Linked DNA regions of Homo sapiens: region 2 is linked to region 1. A link is a contact called in ENCODE Hi-C or POLR2A ChIA-PET data. All regions are on one chromosome and are shown on one strand. The core of a region is the stretch at or near the end of the contact, and the rest is flanking DNA. Distances in the headings are between cores, read along the strand shown. Region 1 holds the start of CDC42EP4 (CDC42 effector protein 4). Region 2 overlaps SDK2 (sidekick cell adhesion molecule 2).

What was found. A loop is a pair of places that touch in the nucleus more often than their neighbours do. ChIA-PET counts read pairs that join two places held with the same protein, here RNA polymerase II (POLR2A). Pooled maps may share reads with other maps.
Region 2: a loop to region 1 is called in a pooled map, with 4 times the contacts of the local background. The contact joins the enhancer-like site here to the promoter of CDC42EP4 in region 1. A Hi-C loop is called at or near these places in 5 of 50 pooled maps. POLR2A ChIA-PET finds 5 or more read pairs at or near these places in 2 of 52 experiments (HEK293 and WTC11).

The regions. Positions count from the first base shown.
Region 1 is chr17:73,308,941-73,315,098 of GRCh38, reverse strand. It overlaps CDC42EP4 (CDC42 effector protein 4), which reads left to right and starts at 3,098. Exons shown (of 2, transcript NM_012121.5): 1 at 3,098-3,206. RefSeq lists silencers at 2,720-2,879, 2,950-3,209, 3,660-4,209, 4,220-4,349.
Region 2 is chr17:73,589,555-73,595,712 of GRCh38, reverse strand. All of the region lies in intron 1 of SDK2 (sidekick cell adhesion molecule 2), which reads left to right. Among named protein-coding and RNA genes, the nearest start is that of SDK2, 52 kb to the left of the region's middle. RefSeq lists enhancers at 18-563, 5,304-5,808, 5,809-6,158. Within about 2 kb of position 3,917, at least 7 of the 41 ENCODE cell types and tissues checked have a DNase peak (open chromatin) inside an H3K27ac peak, as active enhancers do.

The DNA.
Region 1 (6,158 bases), core at 1,849-4,348:
GAAGGAAAGAGATGGGGAGAGGGAGATGTCTCAGAGAAAATAAGAAACGTTTTTTTTTTGTTTTTGTTTTTAACTTAAGCTATGATTTCAGGAGAAAGAGGTCCTGGAACGCCAGGAACCAGGGAGGACTTCCACCTGGAAGCAATGTGGTAGAAGGAGACCCACTGAGGGCCTGCATATGCCCAGCAAATGGCCAGGTGCCTTTGTTTGTTTGTTTGTTTGTTTTTTGAGACAGGGTCTCCCTCTGTTACCCAGGCTAGAATGCAGTGGCATGATCTTGGCTTACTGCAGCCTCAACCTGCAGGCTCAAGTGGATTCTCCCATCTCAGCCTCCCAAATAGCTGGGACTACAGGCATGCACCACCACACCTTGCTGATTTTTGTATACTTTTGTAGAGATGGGGTTTCGCCAGGTTGCCAGGTTTCTCTTGAACTCCTGGGCTCAAGCGATCCACTGGCTTCAGCCTCCCAAAGCAGTGGGATTACAGGCATGAGCCACCGCGCCCAGCCTAAGTGATCTCTTTTAATATTCACCCCAATAGGGGAAGGTAGAGATTGCTGTTCTCACTTTACAGATGGGGAAGCTGGTGGATAACTTGTCAGCTCATAAATGGCAGAGCTAGAATTCCAATCCAGAGGCGTCTCCAAACCTCTATCCAGCGAGCCTTACCCACAGTCCTGTTGCAGCTCCTACTTCTTTTGAGGACACCTTTGGCACTAGGTCATGATGACAGCAATCACCTCCATTCTGGTTGCTTTCTAGTCATAAAGCGCTTTCACACCTGATATCTCATTCCTCTTTACACCCTCCAGACGAGGCTAGCAGAGGGGTCCTGTGCTCTTTGGACACATAAGGACAGCCAGGCTAGCTAAGGGTCAGAGGTGGGAATTAGCGACTTCCCCATGTGAAAGGGAATAGAATCTCGGGACCCCAAATTCACTATGTCAAAGGGAAAGTTTAATCCCAGCACTTTTGGAGGTTGAGGTGGGTGGATTGCTTGAGCTCAGGAGTTTGAGACCAGCCTGGGCAACATGACAGAACCCTGTCTCTACAAAAGAAAAAGTACAAAATATGTAGCTGGGCATGGTGGCGCACACCTGTAGTCTCAGCTACTCAGGAGGGTGAGGTGGGAGGATCGCTTGAGCCCAGGAGGCCAAGGCTATAGTGAGCTACGATTGCAGCACTGCACTCCAGCCTGGGCAACAGAGCAAGACCCTGTCTCCAAAAAAAAAAAAGGGGCGGGGCTGGGGGGGACGTTAAGCTTGGAAACCACAGAAGCTGCTTTCCTTTTGTTCCCAGATAGCTGCAGTTTCACAACCCTGTTGACACAGGGTTTCCTTTGCTCCCCTTAGACGTACTGAGTAGGAGACAATGCATCATTGACTTTTTCTTCTATTCCCTTTCACATGTAAAATGTAGACTTACAGACACTAAATCAGAGCCTCACACGCTTGTGACCTCAATGCCTTTCCTCCCTCTCTCCCTCTTCTTTTCCTTTCCTGCTTGCTTTTTCTCTTTTAAATACAGAAGTTCCCAAAACCTTTTTGGAAAAAAGGTGATTTTTCCCCGGTGGATCCTCAACCTTGGCTAACTAAACCTCTATTTGATTGAGATCTGCCTTAGTCACTTTTTGGTTTACATCCATGATAACCCCGCCAGGGTTTGAATCCACAGTGTCTGCCTCCCAAGTGGCTCCAAACCCTACCTTTCCCTCCAGATGTCCAGTTCAGAATTTGATTTTACTTATTATTCATTTATTTTTTTTTTTGAGATGGAGTCTACCTCTGTCACCCAGGCTAGAGTGCAATAGCGCGATCTCGGCTCACTGCAACCTCCACCTCCCAGGTTCAAGCGATTGTCCCGCCTCAGCCTCCTGGGTAGCTGGGATTACAGGCGCCCACCACCATGCCCGACTAATTTTTGTATTTTTGGTAGAGATGGGGTTTCGCCATGTTGGCCAGGCTGGTCTCAAACTTCTGACCTCAAGTGACCCCCCACCTGCCTTGGCCTCCCAAAATGCTAGGATTACAGGCATGAGCCACTGCGCCCAGCCCAGAACTTAATTTTCACAGCAGGATGGAGTGGCCAAACCATTAGCTCTCAAGAGCTGGTTGCTGTCGCACTGCAGAGGGAAACGGAAATGTGCTGTCCCCAGAAAGCAGAATGTTCCTGAGGGCTTAGGGACCTCGCAGCCATGGGGAAAGTCTGGGGCCTTCACCCTCACTTCCTTTAAAAACCGAGGGTGGGGTTCAGCTAGAGGCAAGGGAACTTTTCACTTTGCGCCTTGTCCACTTTAGTTGACTACTTCGCAGCTGGCATTCTACCTTGATAATGATCATTTCAACTGAAACTATTCCTCTAAAAAGAATAGAGTCCAAGGCCTGGGACTTGGATTCAGGCTCTGGGACTCAGGAGTTGATCCTCCTTGACGTTCACCTGGTGCAAATTTAGCCTCAGCTGATACTTAGGAGGCAAAGGCACAGACGGGGATGCGGGGAGCTCAAGGGCTGTCACCCTGTAGAAACATTTCTGACGCCCAGTCCAAGCCTGGCCTCGGGGCTGGCCGGCTCCTCCCCGCTCCCTCGTTTACAGCGAGAGTCTGGGATGGCACCCACGAAGCTGGTGGCGCCAGCCCTCCTGCCCCATCTCCCGACAGTACTGCAGCCAGGTGGTTAGCAGGTCCGGGAGGGAGCAGGAACGAGGAACGCCACCCGGGCTGGAGTTCTTGGTTTCTTGCCCCGGCTCGAATGGGGAAGAGCCTCAAAAGAGCCTCGCGCCAGGCCCCCGGAGGGAGACGCGCCCCTGGCCCTGGGGGCCCCAGTGGGGGTTCGCGGCCGGAGCGCAGGCTGGGGCGGGAGTGTCTCCCGGAAGCCGGGCGGGCCCAGGCTGCCCCATACGGAGTTGGGAAAGTCTCAGGCTTTCAGTTTGAACCGAGGAGGCCGAGCAGTCGGGCAGAGGTTCCCGACGGCCATTGGCTGCTGCGGCGCCGTGACATCAGCGCAGAGGGGTGCGCGGGGAGGGTTGCGCGGGGCGGGCGCGGGCGGAGCCTGGAAGGGGAGTGTCCTGGAGGCTCCCAGCCCTGAAAGCCCGAGAGCCAGAGGGAAACAAACGCCGGCGCTGACAGGGGCCGCCAGCCCCTCCGCCGCGCGGAGCCCACGAAGGGGACAGCGCAGCCGGCCCAGAGCTCGGGTCTCCGGGGACCGAGGTAGGCGACGGGCAACCGCCTCTGTCTGTGGTAGCCGCCTTCGCGCTGGGTGCCCTGGGTGGGCTTGGGGGTCTCGAGTCCCCCTGTGGGGCAGAGAGGATCGAAGCTGGGGATGCGAGGCCGCGGCGCGGGGAGAAGGGCGCGGAGCCCCCACTTCTCGGCGCTCGCGCTTTTCACCGCGCCCACCGCGGTGCCTGGGACCCTAAGCTGCGCACCTAGTGTCCTGGCAGAGCGGGATGTGTGGAGGAGGAGGTGGCAGGGAGCCGGGCGCAGCGTTGCCGGGACTCCATTTCCTCTCTCCACGCTGGAACTCCCGGCCCTGGCCAAGGGTGCCGCTGAGGGGGTTGGGGGCCGGTTTTAAAGGGCCTCCCCCTTCCCAGGAATGGGGTGTGTGTCGGTGTGGGCAGGAGCGCAGCAATCGGCGGCGCGCGGCCCGCGATCTCCGCGAGGGGGGCGTGTGTGCGCCCGGAGTTCTCCATGAATAAGAACCGAATTCTCCGCCTGTACGGGCAGAGGCGTGTACACATCTCGCTCTCGTACACACACTGCAGCACACGCCACCCAATGTCACCCGGCCGGGAAGCCAGAGGGAAGGAGCTGTCTGGAAGGGAATGGCCGAAGGAACAAATGGTCCTCCTTTCCCCTACTCCCGCCCCGCGAACCCTTCCCTCCCCCGCCAGGCTCCCGCCCCGCCCGCTCCCTCGGAAGCCCGGGAGGCCGAGGCGCCTCCTGGCGGGGTGCGGGGGGAGGGCAGTCGAGCCACCCGCCCCCTTGGAGCCGGGGAGACGGCCGCTCCTGGGCTAGTGCGCCCCGAGCTCAGCGCGCTCAGCGGGATCGCAGGCGGGAGCGGTCGGTTAATGATTTAATCGCCCGCTTGGGGCGGGTGCGCGCGGATCGGCCGTCCCTGGCCCCGCCCCCTCTCCGGAGCGCCCCCAGCCGGGGTTACAAAACTGCCCCCTGCCCCCGGCGCGTCCCCCAGGAGCCATCCTGCCCGCGGGGATCCCGTCAGCCGGTGAGTGCCCCGGCCGGGAGGGCTGGAGAGCTGGGCGGGAGCCGGGGCTGAGGCTGAGCCAGCTTCCTGGGAGAGGACTGAAGTGCGTGTGTGTGTGTGTGTGTGTGTGTGTGTGTGTGTGTGTGTGTGTGTGTGTGACTGGGGGAGGGGTGCTCGCTGCTAACTCAAACCAGGTTCCCTGTGTTTTCCCAGTGACTGCGGCCTCGGCTTTGGAAGTTTTCTTTTTCTCCCTGGGAGAATGGAGGGGAAATACAATGCCTTTTCTTTTCTCGTTGCCTCTGGAACTTCTCTCTCTCCACGACTCCCACCCCTTGCAATCTGACCGGCTCCCACATCCCTTACTGTGTGCCCGGTGCCCACTGTTTGCCCAGATAGCTGAGCAGCTGGATCCGGGTGGAGTCCTTGGGAGCCCCCGTCGCTGCGAAGCCCCCTGCCCTCCCCTGAGGGTCCAGGGTGCTGGAGGGAAAATCTCTCTCTCGTCCGAACCCCAGCAGCCATCTGTACCAGAGAAATGTCCCATCCAGCGAGTGTAAATAATGAGGGGCCGGTGACAGGGGCCTCCTGCAAGGCGACTTCTTTGGCAGTCTGGGTTTCCAATAACTCCCTCAGCCCCCGCCCGCTTCTGAGGCTAGGGTGGAGGAGGGACCACCAGCAGGGTGGACTGAATTTTAAGAGAACAAAGAACAGGCCACAAAGGAAGGGATTGCTGAGCTGCGGATTTCTGATTTCTCCCAGAAATCGGGAGTTGGCTGGGACTGAGCCAGGCCCTAAGAGAGCCCCTGGCAGCCCCAGGGGCTCCTGGGGCAATAACAGGGCATCCACCAGGATCTCCTGAGGCTCTATCTCTGCTGAGAAGCCAGTGCCTACTGAATGCGGGGGTGCCCTGCCGGTTCCTGCTCTCATCAACTGCCCTGTGTGAGCTGCACATGTGACTGACTGATTAGTGGGGTGGCTTATCTCCTCTGAACTTGGACTTTGCCTCTCCACTCCTTGAAGACAGCTGCTCCTTCCCACAAGGGGTGTTCAGTGAATTTGGGGAGATCCCAAGTGGATTCCCAGGCATCCTGGTGGACCCCTGCAGGGACTAGGAGGGGCCCGCTGTGATCATATGGGCGGTGGTTCTGGGGTGAGTCTCAGCGCCTCCCCTCTGAAATCTCCCTGAAGTCCTAGGGTCCCTGCACACAGAGGGCAGCTTGCTCCTGCTCTGCTGTACAGCCTAGGCCTGTGCTGTGAATGATTCTCCATTTTCTGGGGTTTCTGCCTCTCTCTTTTTGGATTCCTCTTCTCTTTTCCCCTCGTTTCTCTCTTTCCCTTGCCCACCCACCGTGCTTGTCCCCATCCTCTGTACCCTGCCTCCACTGTGCTGCTGCCTCTGGAACCCGACAGCACCTCACAGAACCAGAGACCAAGGAGTCAGAAGCAAAGGGAGGTCTCATGTATAAAGGTCAGGGGAGTGAGTGTTGACCTGGGAGAGGAATCTTACACCAGTCTTTTGATTTTAAAAATAATTTTTATTTTATTTATTAATTTTTTGAGACCAGGTCTTGCTCTGTCACCCAGGTTGTGGTGCAGCGTCATAGTCAAGGCTCACTGCAGGCTGGACCTCCTGGGCTCAAGCTATCCTCCCACTTCAGCCTCCTGAGTAGCTGGGACTACTGGCGCCCACCACCACGCCCAGCCATTTTTTGTATTTTTTGTAGAGGTGGGGTTTCACCATGTTGCCCAGGCTGGTCTTGAACTCCTGAGCTCAAGGGATCTTCCCCCACCTCGGCCTCTCAAAGTGCTGGGCATACAGGTATGAGCCACTGCACCTGGCCAACCCTTTTTTTTTTTTTTTTTTTTGGAGACAGAGCTTTGCTCTGTTGCCCAGGCTGGAGTGCAGTGGCACAATCTTGGCTCACTGCATCCTCCACCTCCCGGGTTCAAGCAATTCTCCTGCC
Region 2 (6,158 bases), core at 2,668-5,167, 280 kb before region 1:
GCTGGTTCCCAGTGGGTCAGCGGCTACTCCCCGCACCCCAGCTTCCTGCCTGCCCTGGGGCTGTGGTGAACAGCTGGGGCCATCTGGGCCTGGCCTGGGCCCCAGGCTGCCTTTCTGGTGACTCCATACCTCCCTAGGAGGGAGCCTGTGCCACTGGCCAGTCCAAGCGAGGAGGAGACAGCGTTTCCTCTGATGACCCGAGGCTGGGTCCCCTCCAGGGCCCAGACTCATGGCTGTGTGGGAGGCTGGTGCTGTGTGGGATCTCTTGGAAGCACAAGGGCCTCCTTCCCAGGCCCTGGCACACACCAATATTGTGCCCAGACATCCTTGGGACACCCCCTCAATCTGGAGCCATAGGGCAAGAGAGTCTCACCACAAACGGCATTCATTACCTGTGGCCACCCCGACTCTATTTCTCTGTCTCTCCGACACAGGGCCACGCTCTCCCCCAGGCCTGCCTCTCCCCATCTCTCAGACCTCCCTTTCCTCCCTCCTCCTCCTCCTCCTCCTCACCTTCACCCACACTCGAATTCTCACTGACACCCCTTCTGTGGCTCATGGCTTCACTTATTCAGCAAGTGCCCACCCAATGCCCACTTATTTCAGGCACCGTGCTAGGAGCTGTGGGTACAGAGGTAGAAACAACAGAAACAGGCCGAAGTCTTTTCTCGTGGTGATGGCGTTCTGATTGAGGAGGTGATCCACAGAGCAGAGGGTGACAAGGGCTGGGGGAGTGAAGCAGGCAGGTAGTGAGGCCTGTTGTATGTGTGTGTGCACGTGTGCTGTGTGCAGGTGTGTGCTGTGTGTATTTGTATATGTGCAGGTGTGTGCTATGTATGTGCTGTGTGTATTTGCATGTGTGCATGTGTGTGCTATGTGTGCATTTGTATGTGTGTCTGTGTGCTGTGTGTATTTGTGTGTGGATATGTGCTGTATATTTGTGTGTGTGCATATGTGCTAAGTGTATTTGTGTGCATCTGTGCTGCATGTATTTGTATTTGTGCATGTATTTGTGTGCATATGTGTGCTATGTATTACATGTATGTGTGCATATGTGTGCTATGGGTGTATTTCTGTGTGTTCTGTGTGTATTTGTATGTGTTGTGTGTGTGTGTGTTCATTGTCCCATCATGAGGCAGGCAGGGAGTCTTGCAGGAGCAAGCACATTGCTGGGACTCCAGCTTGCTTCTGTGATATCTAATATATTCTCTCTCTCTCTCTCCCCCTCCCTCTCTTCCCATCTCCTCATCCCCACCACCAACACTTTCCAGGGGAGCAACCAAGTTCTTGCCTCTAGGGTCTTAGGGAGCAGCACTGGGGGAGGGAAGGGCATCTTTATACTCAGGAGAAGGGCTTGAGACCATCTGATCTGGAGCAGTCTGAGGACATGAGACTCAGGCCCTCAGCTGCTGCCCGGGGGAAGGCCAGCACCCCAGCCTGAGGGGGTCAAGGGTCGAGGGAGCTGTCCAGTGGCTGACCTTCCCCTACAGCCCACGAATCCCCATCAATGCCGCCTTCCCGCTGTCCAACACTCAGCCTCAGAGGCTGGCCAGAGTGAACCACCTGCTGGCTCCCAGACGTTGGGAGGCCTGACATGACCAGGTTTGGGGAAACAGTTTTTGAGTTGGAAACGATATTAGATAAAGCTGGATTGGAATTCCAGACATATTTATTGCTGTGGGTTGTGGGGCCATTTTCTTAACCTCCAAGCCTCTGTTTTCCCTTCTGTTACATGGGGAGGTTGAAACCTACCTTGTAAATTCCCTGTGGGGATTAAAGGAGATAATGCAACCAAATTGTCCAACACAGACTCGGCCACATGGCCAGTGCTCAAAGAAGGACGGACAGTGAGATATGGCCAAGGAGGGTAAGTGAGGAGCCAGGGACAAAAGAAGAAGAGGGCTGAGGAAGCAGGGTCCCCTCAGCCCTGCCGCCCAGGCCCCTGTGTTATTTAATAGCCACTTTCAGCTGGTGTCTCCTGGAAGCCTTCTGCCTAATCCAGTTAACACCTTCCGTGATCCGATTACTGCATGTCAGAAACCCCAAATCTGATCAGTAAACATGTGAGTGGCACACTTTGGGGGGGCACTGCAGAGAAGGGGTTCAGCTTGAGGTACCATCTGCTCCTTCCCTGGGGGGCTCTGGCCCTTCCAAGCTAGGTGTTCTGCCTCTGGGTCTATTGTCCTGGGCCACTCCTGGTCCCTTAGAGGCAAATGTTGTCCAGGTTACCCCAGGGCCCAGAGCGCATGCCTCATGGTCTCTGGGGGAAGCCCCCCACACCCCATCTCTGTTCCTTTGGGTGGGGGTTTCCTGCACAATGAGGAGGAAGGATGCTCTTGTGGCCAGGATAGGGAGTGGGTGCTGAGGCTCCTTCATTCTCTGCTCCCCACAAACGTTTTGGGCCTCACAGTAGCCCAGCAACTTGAATTACAGAGGTGTCTGGGCCCCCAGGAGTAACTCTGGATCCAGGGATGACAGAAGGACCACAGAGCCCCACATCCACACTGAACACAGCCCCCCAGTGGCACAGACGTAGGCAGAGGGTGGGGTGGGGTACCCAGCCTGTCGAGGGAAGACCTGCAGCAGGAGCTGGGGTGGGGAGGAGGAGGAGGGACGGCATTTGCGCGGTAAGCTTAGAAACAATCCCCCCCACCCAACCCTCCCTGGGCCTCGAATGGGGAATGAGCTGGCTGGACCGGCTGAACTCCAAGTGTACGTCCCACACCACTCTGGGGTGATCCTGTGACACCGGCGAGCTACGGACACCCCCATGCGCTGCAAACACAGCATTACCGGGGTGAGCTGAGGTTAAACCCTGAAATATGCTTGGGAGACGGGCATGTGGCCAGGCCATGTGTCTGTGACTCTTTGATTCCGTAGATTCCCCAAAGCTCTTGGTGTCACGCACGGTGGTTACAATAGGCTCTCCCTGGACCTCCGTTCCTGTCCTCCTTCCGGAAATGGGGAGCCGCCAGGGTGTGCCTGACTGTTCCGTCTTCCCGTCATCTGAGCATCCTCAGCCAGCCACCAAGGTCCCTGTCCTCGCGCTTCCCCGGCCCTCTCTTCCTGTCTTCATGCCCCAGGCTTGACTCAGGGTGACAGCTCCTGGTGTGCCCCGGTTAGACTCCAGACAGTCACATTTCTGGAAGCCAGCTAACCAGGCCAGGAGGTGGTGGGGACAGATGGCTGGAGGTGCTGCCGGGGGCATGGGGAAGAAGTCGTCCCCACCTCCATGTGGTTGGCCTGCTTAAAAAATAAAAAGCTGGAGACTCTTTCCCTCCCACACTCCCTCTTTGGCTGGGTTCTGACTCCATTTTGGTCATTTTAATTTTTATTAGTCCAGTAAAATCTGCTCTTACACATTTCTGATCATACAGGTGTAACCCTGCTGGCAGGTGCAATGCAGCCACACGGAGCCAGCCTCTAATTTCGGCATGATGGGGGCCGAGAGGCCTAGATCTTTCCAAGAAGTGTACAGTGCCAGGCCCACGGAGGCATGGCTGTGGCCTGCAGCCCATGATGCTTTCTTCCAGTTGTGGATTTACCTTCCTTTTTCTGTGGTGCAAGGGCTACTGGTAGACAGGCTGCAGTTCCCTGCATTCATCGTTATTGACAGATGAAGTCCGGAAGCCTGGGATCAGCATGAGGTTTTTAAGCTGAAGGGGACCGCAGAGATCAACTCCCCCCTCATGTGGGTGAGAAACTGCAAGGTGCATTCATAGCACGTACCCCACGTCCCCAGAGAGGCTGGGTGTGCTCTTGGCAGCCTTTTATCTCTCCTCGAGTCTCCGCTGCACTCCAGACCTGGCCACTCTTACCGTTTTAGTGCTTGATGCTCTTTGAAGATGAGGAGGCTTCCTGACAGCCGCGTGATGGCTGCCCTCTGGTATTGCCCCACCCCACAGATAAGCATCTCCGCAAAGCTCAGTCATGTGCCTGCATGAGTAGGGGGTGCTGGATGGGGACCAGGTCTCCTTGTGTCCTCTCATACCTTTCGCCATGCCATGTCCTAGTTCTTGTAAACCTGCATCTCCAAGTAGATAGGGTGCCAGATAAGAGACAGGATACCCAAGTAAATTTGGACCTCAGATAAACATTGCTTCATCTTTGAGCACCAGCATTCCCCAATTTGCGAGAGTATTCTACACGTCCTACAGGTTTGCACTGTTGCAAACCCCAACTCTAACAGCCTTGGGTCTGAAGGGAAGTTCAAGTGTAACCGAACATCCTGTGTTTGTGTTTTTGCTAAATCTGGCAACCCCACTGTGGCGTCCCGGAAGAGTGTGCTGGTGGCCGGGGGAGCAGAGAGCTCAGGGCAGGTGTTGTGCTGAAACCCTGTTAACCTCAATAGGGAAGGCACCAGGTTCGAGAAGCTGAAGAAGAGACCCGGCGCCAGCAAAGGAGACATAGGGTTTTATTAGGGGCTTACATCCAGGGGAGGGTCCAGTGGCAGCTGTCTGGACAGGAGAAATGCCTTACATATAGAAACAGTTAAGACCGGGTGCGGTGGCTCACACCTGTAATCCAAACTTTGGGAGGCCAAGGCAGGTGGATCACCAGAGGTCAGGAGTTTGAGACCAGCCTGGCCAACATGGCGAAACCCTGTCTCTACTAAAAGTACAAAAATTAGCCAGGTGTAGTGGCAGGCGCCTGTAGTCCCAGCTACTCAGGAGGCTGAGGCAGGAGAATCACTTGAACCTGGGAGGTGGAGGTTGCAGTGAGCCGAGATCATGCAACTGCACCCCAGCCTGGGCAACAAGAGCGAAACTCTGTCCCAAAAATAAATAAATAAACATAAACAAATAAATAGTTCAATGACAGCTAGCTGGATAAGATGTCCGCCTTCCTACAGTCCGGTGGTGGCAGTCTGGGCAGGAAAACAGCAACCATTTGGAAAGGGCATACCAGTTTACATAGCATGGCCACTTAACACTCTACCCTTAACAACCTCTACCTGGCAACCTTCAGTTAACCCAAAACTCAGGGCCTCAATTCCATGCACAGCCCATGTTCTGGATGGGCCCAGGGCTCGGATGTTTCTCATAGACAAGGAGTGACTCTCCGGGTTGGCCATGCCCAGATTCCCCACCTCAGAACACACAATCAGGTGCGTCTGCCACCCAGGGTCATTCTCAGGGTGTGTTGAAGACTTAGAGTCACTAACCTGTATTTTCCCCAGGTGTGCCCTGTTAAAGACTACTTAGGCCAGGGTCTGAAGGAGCAGCCCAGAGCCAGACGGGGCAGAGCAATGGTGTTGCACAGCAGGTGGTGCGGGTCTTGGCAACGAGCAAAGTCAGCTTCAAGTTGCTGCTGTGCTTCTTGTGGGACCTTTGAGCTTTCCAGCATCATCTCCGACAGGGGAAGCGAATGCCGGGGAAGGAGGTGCTGGTTGCCAGGTCCTGTCAAGTCTCATGTGTTCCTGGTACTCCTCTGCATTAGCACATGCCTGGATTACAGTAACAGATTCCGAACTGACCCCTCTGGTCCAGCCGTACCTTTCCATCCACCCTGCAGACAGCCGTCCAATTCTCGTCTTGCTAAATGTCTTCTTTCGTCAATTGCCTCCCCCTTCTCAAAGGCCCTCATCGGCTCCCTGTTTCCTGATGAGCCCAGACTTCGATTCCGTGTGGGTTTAAGAGGCAGCATGTAAGAGTCTGTAACTGGCTGTATCCTTTCTGGCCACCTGAATGGCCCAGGCCCTCTGGCCGTGGGAAGGAGGCCACATTCTAGAGAGGAGTGGACACATTGGAAGAGATTCCTGCCTGACAGCTGCTTGCTTTCTCTTTAAGGCGCTCCCCTTTTCAGTCCCTTCTCTGTTCACCTGATTACAGCAAGGACAAAGGCGTAATTAGGTGCTAATGGCACTCAGCACCTCTGTAACACCTGCTAATCCGCAGTGGCTCTGCGGGGCTGCTCAAAACCAAATGTGCGGCTTGCCTCCTGCTGCCTGGGGATGAGGCTTATTGCTCTCTTGTCTGCCTTGTCCGATTTCACACCCCACTTTGGGTTCCAGCCTGTGGTGACCAGATCAGCATTATCCTTGGTCAGGGCCAGCTGATGCTGACATAGGACAGAGTGACGCAGAGTGCCTGTCTGAGCTTCCCCTTTTATCCTGCCTAAGGCTGCGGAGCCAGTAGCAATGTCCCCATTTTGCAGAT